Regions from separate parts of the Homo sapiens genome. Here region 2 is linked to region 1. A link is an interaction called in ENCODE POLR2A ChIA-PET data of the cell type or tissue named here. Cell type or tissue: GM12878. All regions are shown on one strand. Each heading gives the region's core, and the rest is flanking DNA. Links, peaks and the distances in the headings are about the cores only. Region 1 overlaps SYNE2 (spectrin repeat containing nuclear envelope protein 2). Region 2 has its middle 15 kb from the start of PPP2R5E.

Region 1 (5,380 bases), core at 130-5,129:
AACCAAGCCATGAACAACCCAAATAGTGTTAATAAATCAAATTATGGAAGGAACTTCTGAGCAACAGCCGCCGTCCTCCCATTCACTTTCTACTTCCTTTGCATGCTGAGACCCATCCACAGTTCAGTGAGGAAGCAATGGTGCCAACCATTGTCCTGCTTTATGTAGTTAATGGAGAAAAAAATGAGAATCTTATGATTTCTTACAAAGGTAAGTACTTGGCCGGGTGCAGTGGCTCACGCCTGTAATCCCAGCACTTTGGGAGGCCGAGGCAGGTGGATCACGAGGTCAGGAGATCAAGACCATTCTGGTTAACACAGTGAAACCCCATCTCTATAATACAAAAATTGGCTAGGCGTGGTGTTGGGCGCCTGTACTCCCAGCTACTTGGGAGGCTGAGGCAAAAGAATCGCTTGAACCCGGGAGGCGGAGGTTACAGTGAGCCGAGATCGTGCCATTATACTCCAGCCTGGGCAACAGAGCTAGACTCCATCTAAAAAAAAACAAAAAACAAAAAAGGTAAGTACTCACACTTTAGAGTACTGTAGAGTCCACACCTTCACCTGCATGACTATGGAAATATGGGGAAATTAATCTTTATCAAAAAAAAAAGTAAGTCATATCCATTCTAAATAAAGAAATATGTTTATATCTACAGTCACTGGCATATTAACACTCAGACAATTCTACTTATGTACTTCACATCAGTCTGATTAGAGTATACCCATTTTCAAATATGAGTAGCTATATGTAGCTCCAATAATATCGGAAAGGCAAAGCTGTCATTATGTGGTTTATGTGCATGTTAATGAGTAACTGTTTCCAGAAAACTACAAAAACAATACACCTACAAATCAAAACGAAAAAGACAAACAACCCAACAGGAAAATAAGCAAAAGACGTGAACAGGTGGGTCCTAGAAGGAGACATAAAAAACTAAATATCAACCAATAAGTGAATGGATAAACTGAGACATACTAATACAATGGAATATTAAACAATGAAAATCAATGAATCAGAGTTACATATATACCAAGACGGATGAATCTCACAGTTGAGAGGAAAGATAGCAACTTGCAGAAGAATGTGCAACATACAGTAAAACTGTAATATTAATTACATATCATCTTTTTTTTTTTTTTTTTTTTGAGGCAGAGTCTCACTCTGTTGCCCAGGCTGGAGTACAGTGGTGTGATCTTAGGCCACTGCAGCCTCTGCCTCCCGGTTTCAAGCGATTCTCCTGCCTCAGATTCCCAAGTAACCGGGATTACAGGCACCCGTCACCACCACCACGTGCGGCTAATTTTTGTATTTTTAGTAGAGATGGGATTTCACCATATTGGCCAGGCTGGTCTCAAACTCCTGACCTCAGGTGATCCACTCGCCTCGGCCTCCCAAAGTGCTGGGATTATAGGTGTGAGCCACCATGCCCAGCCAATTAGACTCTTGTTGGATTTTTCTTGTCTTTTTTTTTTTTGAGATGGTGTCTCGCTTTGTCACCAGGGTGTGGAGTGCAGTGACAAACCATCTTGGCTCACTGCAACCTCCACCTCCCAGGTTCAAGTGATTCTCCTGCCTCAGCCTCCCAAGTGGCTCGGATTACAGGCGTGTGCCACCATGCCTGGCTAATTTTTTTTATTTTTAGTAGAGACAGGGTTTCACCATGTTAGCCAAGATGGTCTCGAACTCCTGACCTCAAGATCCATCCGCCTCAGCCTCCCAAAGTGCTTGGATTACGGGCATGAGCCACCGCACCAAGCTGGATAGAATCTTAAAGTATCTCCCAGGGATCCATGATAGGACTAATATTAGGCTGGTACAACTTGACACGGCCGGGCCCACACACTACCAGCTGTCAAATACTTTGAAAATCAACCTTAACATTCATATGCAACAAAATTGTTAAGCAACACATAAGCATGATAAATACCAAATTCAGTACAGCAGCTTCCTCTGGGGAGGAGGAAGAGGTCACAACCAAATTAGCAATATTTTATTTCTGAACTAGGATGCTAAAGCAGGTATATACTTACTGTATAATCATTTATACCTTTTCATAGGTCCTAAATATTATGTAATTTTTAAACAATATCTATATATAGATATAATTTAAGTTGGCCAGGTGCAGTGGCTCACACCTGTAATCCTAACACTTTGGGAGGCTGAGGCAGGCAGGCAGCTTAAGCTCAGGAGTTTGAGACCAGCCTGGGCAACATGGCGAAACCCCATCTCTACAAAAAACATAAAAGTTAGCTGGGGTTCTCACAGTGAGACCCTGTCTCTGAAAGATTAAAAAAAAAAAAAATGACATCTCTTTTAAAACCACTTTAGATAATGGTTTTCATACTAGAATGTTAAGGAAATACTTGTTCTAGTGGAATTTTTTTAAAAAATTCAAATCTCGCCAGGCACGGTGGCTCATGCCTGTAATCCCAGCACTTTGGGAGGCTGAGGCAGGCGGATCATCTGAGGTTGGGAGTTCGAGACCAGCCTGACCAACATGGAGAAACCCCGTCTCTACTAAAAATACAAAAAAATTAGCCGGGCATGGCAGCCCATGCTTGTAATCCCAGCTACTCAGGAGGCTGAGGCAGGAGAATCGCTTGAACCCAGGAGGCAGAGGTTGCAGTGAGCTGAGATCCAGCCATTGCACTCCAGCCTGGGCAACAAAAGTGAAACTCTGTCTCAAAAAAAAAAAAAAAATTCAAATCTCCCCAAAATTAGTTCCTTTCTGTCCTTCTTGAGTTTGTATTACTCTTTAACTCTGCCTCCAAAGAACCATCCATTTCTGTGCAACCGCATTGATAAATGGAGAGTTCGTACTAAATATTTGATACTTGGTCTTATTTAACCATCAAATCTTAGCATTCTAACTGGTTAAAGACAAAAAAGTAAAATTAAAAATTTAAATTTAAATTTAAAAAAGTAAAATGACAGTAGATGAGAAAAAAACAGCTGGAAAATAAATGAATCTGGGATATCATGAGTCTGCCTGTTTATGCCCCTGGACTAGAGCAGAACCAAAAGGACCTCCATGTGCTGATAGGGTTAAATATGATTTCCTGGGGTGTTGATCTTGAGTAATACTCCGTGTGCATACATTCTAAAGGAACAAGTGAATTTTAGAAATGTCTGTGGTATAGTGTAGTGGTTAAAAGCTTGGGTTCTGAAATCAGTCTGACCCCTGGTTCAAATTCTAGCTTTGCCATATACTAGAGGTGTTATTTTGGGCAAATTACTTAACCTCTCTGAGTAGAGTTTCCTCATCTGTAAAAGTGAAACTAAAATCCCACGTACTTATATTACTGAGATAATACAGGTAACAGAAAGCATAGTACCTATAGAACACATGGTAACAAATGCTAGTTATTACATTCAGTTCAAGGGTGCAGTACACAAGGGGCTAGGTATCAGGTGTTTAGGGGACAGTCAGAAATGAATCATATATGAGCCCTAATTCTTCAGGAACTGGGGGAGATGGCCTTGTAAACAAGTCACTGTAGTATTATCTAGAATGGAAGAAGTGCCAACTGAAGTACAAGCAAGGTGCTGTGGGTGCATAAAGCAAGTGATGCCAACTTTGGGGAAGTTAGGGCTAATTTTGTAAAGCATTTGCCATTTGAGCTGAGGGTGTATTGCCAGGCCTAGAATGATGAGTAGGGCTTTTATGGGTGGAGAGTGGAGGAGAGTAGATTGTGGGCTGAAGAAAAGCACAGGGTTAATGGCAGGGTGTGGTGGGAGAGAAGGCTGGATAGATGATTTGTGGTTATATTTTGGAGGGTTTTTCACACACAAGTGTTCAGACTATATTCTCATGGCCAATGGGGAACCAAAGCAGGTGTTTGGTGTGAGCTGTGTTTCGCAATAATGTTTTGAAAGATGTATTAGAGAGGCAGGAGTCCAATTACAAGGATGTTTCAGAAATTCAGGTGAGTGATGAAGACATTTGGAGAACAGAGTCAGAGGGGATTAAAAGGAGATAGAAGACAGACAATTCGAAACTAGGTGCCAAAGACAATGTTCATGCTATTACTTGAGAGAGAGAAAATACAGGAGGAGAAGGTATGGGATAAATTGGATATTCCAGCAATGGGGTGGGCTAATGGGTCTTGTGAACTCAAAGATTAGTGCGAGATCTATCCGGCAGTTGGAAATTCAGTTCTGAAAGAAGGAAGCTAACATTTTATTGTGTACCCACTGTGTCTCAGGTTTTATGCTAAGCACCTTTGCAAATTATTTATTGGGAGCAGTTTTTTTTTTTTTTTTTTTTTTTGAGACAAAGTTTCGCTCTTGTTGCCCAGGCTCAAGTGCAGTGGCGCGATCTCAGCTCACTGCAACCTCTGCCCCCTTCCCCCACCACCTCCGTTTCAAGCGATTCTCCTGCCTCAGCCTCCCGAGTAGCTGGGATTACAGGTGCCCGCCACCACGCCCGGCTAATTTTTGTATTTTTAGTAGAGATGGGGTTTCACCATGTTGACCAGGCTGGTCTCAAACTCCTGACTTCAGGAGATCCACCTCGGCCTCCCAAAGTGCTGGGATTACAGACATGAGCCACCATGCCTGGCTGGAAATAGTATTTTTAAGATGAAAAAGTAGGGGCTCAGAAGAGACGTGATATTTAAACATCAACTTTAATTTTAAAGCACTTCTCATTTTTATCTTTTCTCTTTAAGCTCAGAAGAATGGATAAATGAGTGAGTACCAGAGGCAGCGAGCAGGCTGCTCTCTGGGACACTTTTCATCAGTTTCCACCTCAGGGTTTCACTATGAGGAGGGAATAGCTCTTTAACTGTGTGGTTCTCCTTGTTACCTGAAGAGTGTCAAGGGAGTTTCATTCTCCATTTTATTTCTCAAGTTCTAATATTCCTTTCCCTTCGGAGCTGCTTGAAGGTTAATGTCCTTTAAGATTTTTCTCTCTTGCTTCTGATGAAATGGAAACATTTGTTTTGGAGTGGGTAAAAACTTAATAAGTCTTGTTTTAGTTCAATTGGAGAGGCCAAAGGGGCAGAGAGAATGTTGCTCTTTTCCTTAATGGTGTCCCCTTTATTAGATAATGAAATGTGTAATCCTTATGCCAAGCTCATGGATGCAGATAAAAATTAAGTCTGATCAGACTTTGAATGCCTTTTAAGGAATTTTTGTTATTACAAAAACCCCAGCACACACACATACACACACACGCACACATGCACACATAGGCAAAAGCCCTTCCCCATATTACTTTCATTTTCCATTCTTGCAGTCTCTCTTCCTAGAGATAATTGCTATGGACAATTTTATGTTTATCTTATTTAAATGTTTCTGACACCTGGGACCTTGGGAATAATTAGGCAAAGTAGCTAGAATTTGACCTTTTTCCTTTTCACCTAGGTATTTGATA
Region 2 (5,380 bases), core at 187-5,186, 310 kb after region 1:
GAGTGGTGGCTCATGCCTGTAATCCCAGCACTTTGGGAGGCCGAGGTGGGCAGATCACGAGGTCAGGAGATCGAGACCATCCTGGCTAACACAGTGAAACCCCGTCTCTACTACAAATACAAAAAAAAAAAAAAAATTAGCCGGGCGTGGTGGTGGGCACCTGTAGTCCCAGCTATGCAGGAGGCTGAGGCAGGAGAATGGCGTGAACCCAGGAAGCGGAGCTTGTAGTGAGCCGAGATCGCACCACCGCACTCCAGCCTGGGCAACAGAGTGAGACTGTCTCAAAAAAAAAAAAAAAGGTAAAAGTAATACATATTCCTCATAAAACTAAAGTGATATCTGTATTAATCCATTCTTGCATTGCTATAAAGAAATACCTGAGACTGGGTAATTTATTTATCTATCTATTTATTTATTTATTTTTGAGATGGAATCTCACTCTTTTTCCCAGGCTGGAGTGCAGTGGCCTGATCTTGGCTCACCGCAACCTCTGCCTCCCGGGTTCAAGCGATTCTCCTGCCTCAGCCTCCCGAGTAGCTGGGACTACAGGCATGTGCCACCATGCCTGGCTAAGTTTTGTATTTTTAGTAGAGACAGGGTTTCAGTAAATTGGTCAGGCTGGTCTCAAACTCCTGACCTCGTGATCCACCCACCTCGGCCTCCCAAAGTGTTGGGATTACAGGCGTGAGCCACCACGCCCAGTGAGACTGGGTAATTTATAAAGAAAACAGGTTCAACTGGCTCACGGTTCTGCAGGTTGTACAGGAAGCATGGCTGGGGAAGCCTCAGGAAACTTACAATCATGTCTGAAGGTGAAGGGGAAGCAGGCACGTCTTACATGGCCAGAGCAGGAGGGAGAGAGAGGTGGGAGGTGCCACACACTTTTAAACGACCAGATTTCATGAGAACTCTGTCATGACAACAGCACTAGGGGGATGGTGTTAAACCATTAGAAGCTGCCCCTGTGATCTGGCCAGGCGCGGTGGCTCACACCCATAATCCCAGCACTTTGGGAGGCTGAGGCAGGAGGATCGCTTGAGTTCAGGAGTTTGAGACCAGCCTTGGCAACATAGTGAGACCCTGTCTCAAAAAAAATAAAATAGGCTAAGCATGGTGGCTCACGCCTGTAATCCCAGTACTTTGGGAGGCTGAGGCAGGTGGATCACCTTAGGTCAGGAGTTCGAGACCAGCCTGGCCAACATGGTGAAACCCCATGTCTACTAAAAATACAAAAGATTAGCCAGGCGTGGTGGTGGGCACCTGTAATCCCAGCTACTCCGGAGGCTGAGACAGGAGAAATGCTTGAACCTGGGAGGCGGAGGTTCATCCATACTATAAAATACTAGGCAGACATTAGATGTAAGGGAGATGTTTCGGGCCCACCCCAGAATGCCAAAAAAAAAAAAAAAAAAAAAAAAAGAGAGAGAGAGAGAAAAGATATAAGGGAGATGTATATCATATGGAAAAGTGTCTCTGATGTCACATGAAAAATAAAAGCCACAGCACTATAAGTAAAGTAGTATCCTATGTATACTAGGGAAAACTATGTTATATACACCCATACACATACACAAACACACACCTGTACATATCTAGAAAAGTATTGGAAGGATATACATGGAACTGTTAGTAGTGAATATCTTTGGGCATGCACTGAGGTAGGTGATAAAGATTAAATTATACACTTGGGTAGTGATATGGTTTGGATCTGTGTCCCTACCCAAATCTCATGTTGAAACGTAATCCCCAGTGCTGGAGGTGGGGCCTGGGAGGAGCTAATGAGATCATGGGGACAGTTTTTTTTTTTTCAATTATTATTATTATTATTTTGAGACAGAGTTTTGCTCTTGTTGCCCAGGCTGGAGTGCAATGGCTCGATCTCGGCTCACTGCAACCTCCGCCTCCCAGGTTCAAGCGATTCTCCTGCCTTAGCTTCCCAGGTAGCTGGGATTACAGGTGCCCACCACCACGCCCAGCTAATTTTTGCCTTTTTAGTAGAGACGGGGTTTCACCATATTGGCCAGGCTGGTCTCGAACTCCTGACCTCAGGTGATCCACTCGCCTTGTCCTCCCAAAGTGCTGGGATTACAGGCATGAGCCACCACGCCCAGCTGTTTCTATATTTTGTCACTGAAATTCTGCAGTGAATATCCCAGGTGAACATTAGCAGTATTTTTGTAAGAAAGAGTTCTGGGGCAGGAATTTTTTTTTTTTTTTTTTTTTGAGGTAGAGTCTTGCTCTGTCATCCAGGCTTGAGGGCAGTGGCATGCTCTCAGCTCACTGCAACCTCCAGCTCCTGGGTTCAAGCGATCCTCCCAACTCAGCCTCCCAAGTAGCTGGAATTACAGGTGCATAGCCACCTGGCTAAGTTTGATATTTTTAGTAGAGATGAGGTTTCACCATGTTGGCCAGGATGGTCTCAAACTTCCAACCTCAAGTGATCCACCTGCCTTGGCCTCCCAAAGTGCTGGAATTATAGGCATGAGCCACAGTGCCTGGCCAGGGGGGAGGAATTTTTAAGGGAAAGACGTTCTAAGAATTTATGCTTAGTAATGAAAGAAATCTCAAGGGAGATATGGTATACTCTTGTGTCAAATCAACATATAACAAATTCATATAGATAAATCACAAAAGCACTAAAACTGTAATGGAAAAAATAAGCAAAACCCACCAATAGTCAATTTGCAGAAAAAGAAATACCAATGACTACTAAATACATGGAAAATATTTTAACTATTCTATCTCTGTAATTAACAAGATGAGAGGAGAAAGTAATGGTGATGTGGCAGAACTTTAGCAAGAACTTAAAAATATGGCCAGGCATGGTGGCTCATCCCTGTAATCCCAGCACTTTAGGAGGCTGAAATGGGAGGATCACTTGAGGTCAGGCATTCAAAACCAGCCTGGCCAACATGGTAAAACCCCATTTCTACTAAAAAAAAGCAAAAAAAAAAAAAAAAAAAAAAAAAAAAAAAAAAAAAAAGCCCAGCGTGGTGGCCTGTGCCTGTAATCCCAGCTGCTTGGGAGGCTGAGGTCCGAGAATCGTTTGAACTCGGTAGGCGGAGGTTGCAGTGAGTTGAGATCTCATCACTGAACTCCAGGCTGGGCAAGAATGAGACTCCATCTCAAAAAACAACCACAATACAAAAAGAGCTTTAAAATATTCATATCCTGGGGCTGGGCGCAGTGGCTTACGCCTGTAATCCCAGCACTTTGGGAGGCAGAGGCGAGCGGATCATGAGGTCAAGGGATCGAGACCATCCTGGCCAACATGGTGAAACGCTGTCTCTACTAAAAATACAAAAATCAGCTAAGCGTGGTTGCACGCGCCTGTAATTCCAGCTACTCTGGAGGCTGAGGCAGGAGAATTGCTTGAACTCAGGAGGTGGAGGTTGCAGTGAGCTGAGATCGCACCACTGCCCTCCAACCTGGCGACAGAGTGAGACTCCATCTCAAAAAAAAAAAAATTCATATCCTTAAATCATGAATTCTACTTTCACAAATTTGAGGAAATAAAGATGTCATAAGTAGACACCCATTGGCTACATCTCAGGGCTACTGCTCCTACTCTTCTCCCCACTACCTCCAAGTGAAGAATCATCCAGCCCAAAATGTCAAGCTCCTTCTCCTCTTTTTCTCCTCCAATGCACATGGAAACAGCAGAAAGCCTCCAACACTCATTTTGTGCAGTGAGTCTCATATCCTGACCACATTTGATTGGACCAGGTGAGGGTACCTGAGCTAACCTGGGCTAGGGTCGCTTTCCCAGGAACTTTGAATTAACACTAACGGATCCTCGCCTATGTTCTGGCTGCTCTATTAAATGGAGACAATGCAAAAATGAGAGCTTGACCTGCCATTTTGCCCAACCTAGCCTGCCCCTCAGAAAAAGTGAGAGGAGAATGACCGAAGCACAATCACAGCAAGGACAGAGACAGAAAGGCCTGAGTGCTTTTCCATCCTACGGCTAGTCCCTGCTTGCTGAGGCTAAGTGCATCCCTGCCCAAAATCCTAATAGCAATTATCCTCCTTTGCGCGTGCCAACTCCAGTAAGTCCCTGGTAAAGCTCCTGCTGCTCCAACTCAAGAGAGAGAGCCCCAGATCCTGCTCAGTGCCTCAATATTGCAGAACAGAGGGAGTGAGGGAAACATTTAATTTCCAACTCTGAAGGTCTACCATGGAGAAGAGAGGAGCAGAAGGAAGAACTTAATACTGGTGGAGCACTTGGTAAAATGAAAATAAATATTCTTTTTTTTTTTTTGAGATGGAGTTTTGCTCTTGTCGCCCAGGCTGGATTGCAATGGCACAATCTCGGCTCACTGCAACCTCTGCCTCCCGGGTTCAAGTGATTCTCCTGCCTCAGTCTCCCGAGTAGCTGGGATTACAGGCGCCCACCACCACACTCAGCTAATTTTTGTATTTTTAGAAGAGACAGTGTTTCACCACGTTGGCCAGGCTGGTCTTGAACTCCTAACCTCAGGTGATCCACCTACCTCGGCCTCCCAAAGTGCTGGGATTACAGGTGTGAGCCTCTGTGCCCGGCGAAAATAAATATTCTATGTGAACCACTTTAGACAGTTCCTGGCCCACAGTAAACAATACTTTTTTGTTGTTGTTTTATTTTCTAAGATTGAGTCTCTCTCTGTTGCCCAGGCTGGAGTGCAGCGGCACAATCTTGGCTCAGTGCAACCTCCACCTCCCAGGTTCAAACAATTTTTCTGCCTCAGCCTCCCTAGTAGCTGGGATTACAGGATTACAGGTGTGTGCCACCACACTGGCTGATTTTTTGTATTTTTAGTAGAGACAGGGTTTCACCATGTTGGCCAGACTGGTCTCAAACTCCTAATCTCAAGGGATCCACCCGCCTCAGCCTCCCAAAGTGCTGGAATTACAGGCACGAGCCACCGTGCCCGGCCTCTCATAGTAAACAATACTTTAAACAAACAAAAGGAGGCCAAGTGTGCCAGGCCAGGCCTGAAGGAGAATTCTGAGTATAACCAGTATCACCGCCTCTGTTTCTCTTTTTATTTTTTCCATTTTTTCCTCCTGATCATAAGATATTGCAACAAACTCTGGGCTTTCATAGTAATTAGTCCTTGTTCATAACATCTTGTAGTAGAGTAGAGTGATAGTATTTTTTTTTTTTTTTGAGATGGAGTCTCGCTCTGTTGCCCAGACTAGAGTGCAGTGTCACCATCTCAGCTCACTGCAACCTCCACCTCCTGGGTTCAAGCAATTCTTTGCCTCAGCCTCCTGAGTAGCTGGGATTACAGGTGCCTACCACCATGCCCGGCTAATTTTTTTTTGTATTTTTAGTAGAGATGGGGTTTCACCATCTTGGCTAGGCTGGTCTTGAACTCCTGACCTCGTGATCCACCTA

What was found. ChIA-PET counts read pairs that join two places held together with the same protein. Peaks named below come from ENCODE experiments on the same cell type or tissue, not always from the same donor. Only the 100,000 strongest peaks of a DNase experiment are listed, where the experiment ranks them.
Region 2: POLR2A ChIA-PET joins it to region 1 with 7 read pairs; 3 of 35 experiments call an interaction of 5 or more read pairs at or near these places.

The regions. Positions count from the first base shown.
Region 1 is chr14:63,868,530-63,873,909 of GRCh38, reverse strand. All of the region lies in intron 1 of SYNE2 (spectrin repeat containing nuclear envelope protein 2), which reads right to left. Among named protein-coding and RNA genes, the nearest start is that of SYNE2, 18 kb to the right of the region's middle. In GM12878, for the core only: no CTCF peak of the experiment used is centred there; no DNase peak of the experiment used is centred there; H3K4me3 peaks cover 1,257 bases; H3K27ac peaks cover 2,203 bases.
Region 2 is chr14:63,555,908-63,561,287 of GRCh38, reverse strand. No RefSeq gene overlaps it. Among named protein-coding and RNA genes, the nearest start is that of PPP2R5E, 15 kb to the right of the region's middle. In GM12878, for the core only: no CTCF peak of the experiment used is centred there; no DNase peak of the experiment used is centred there.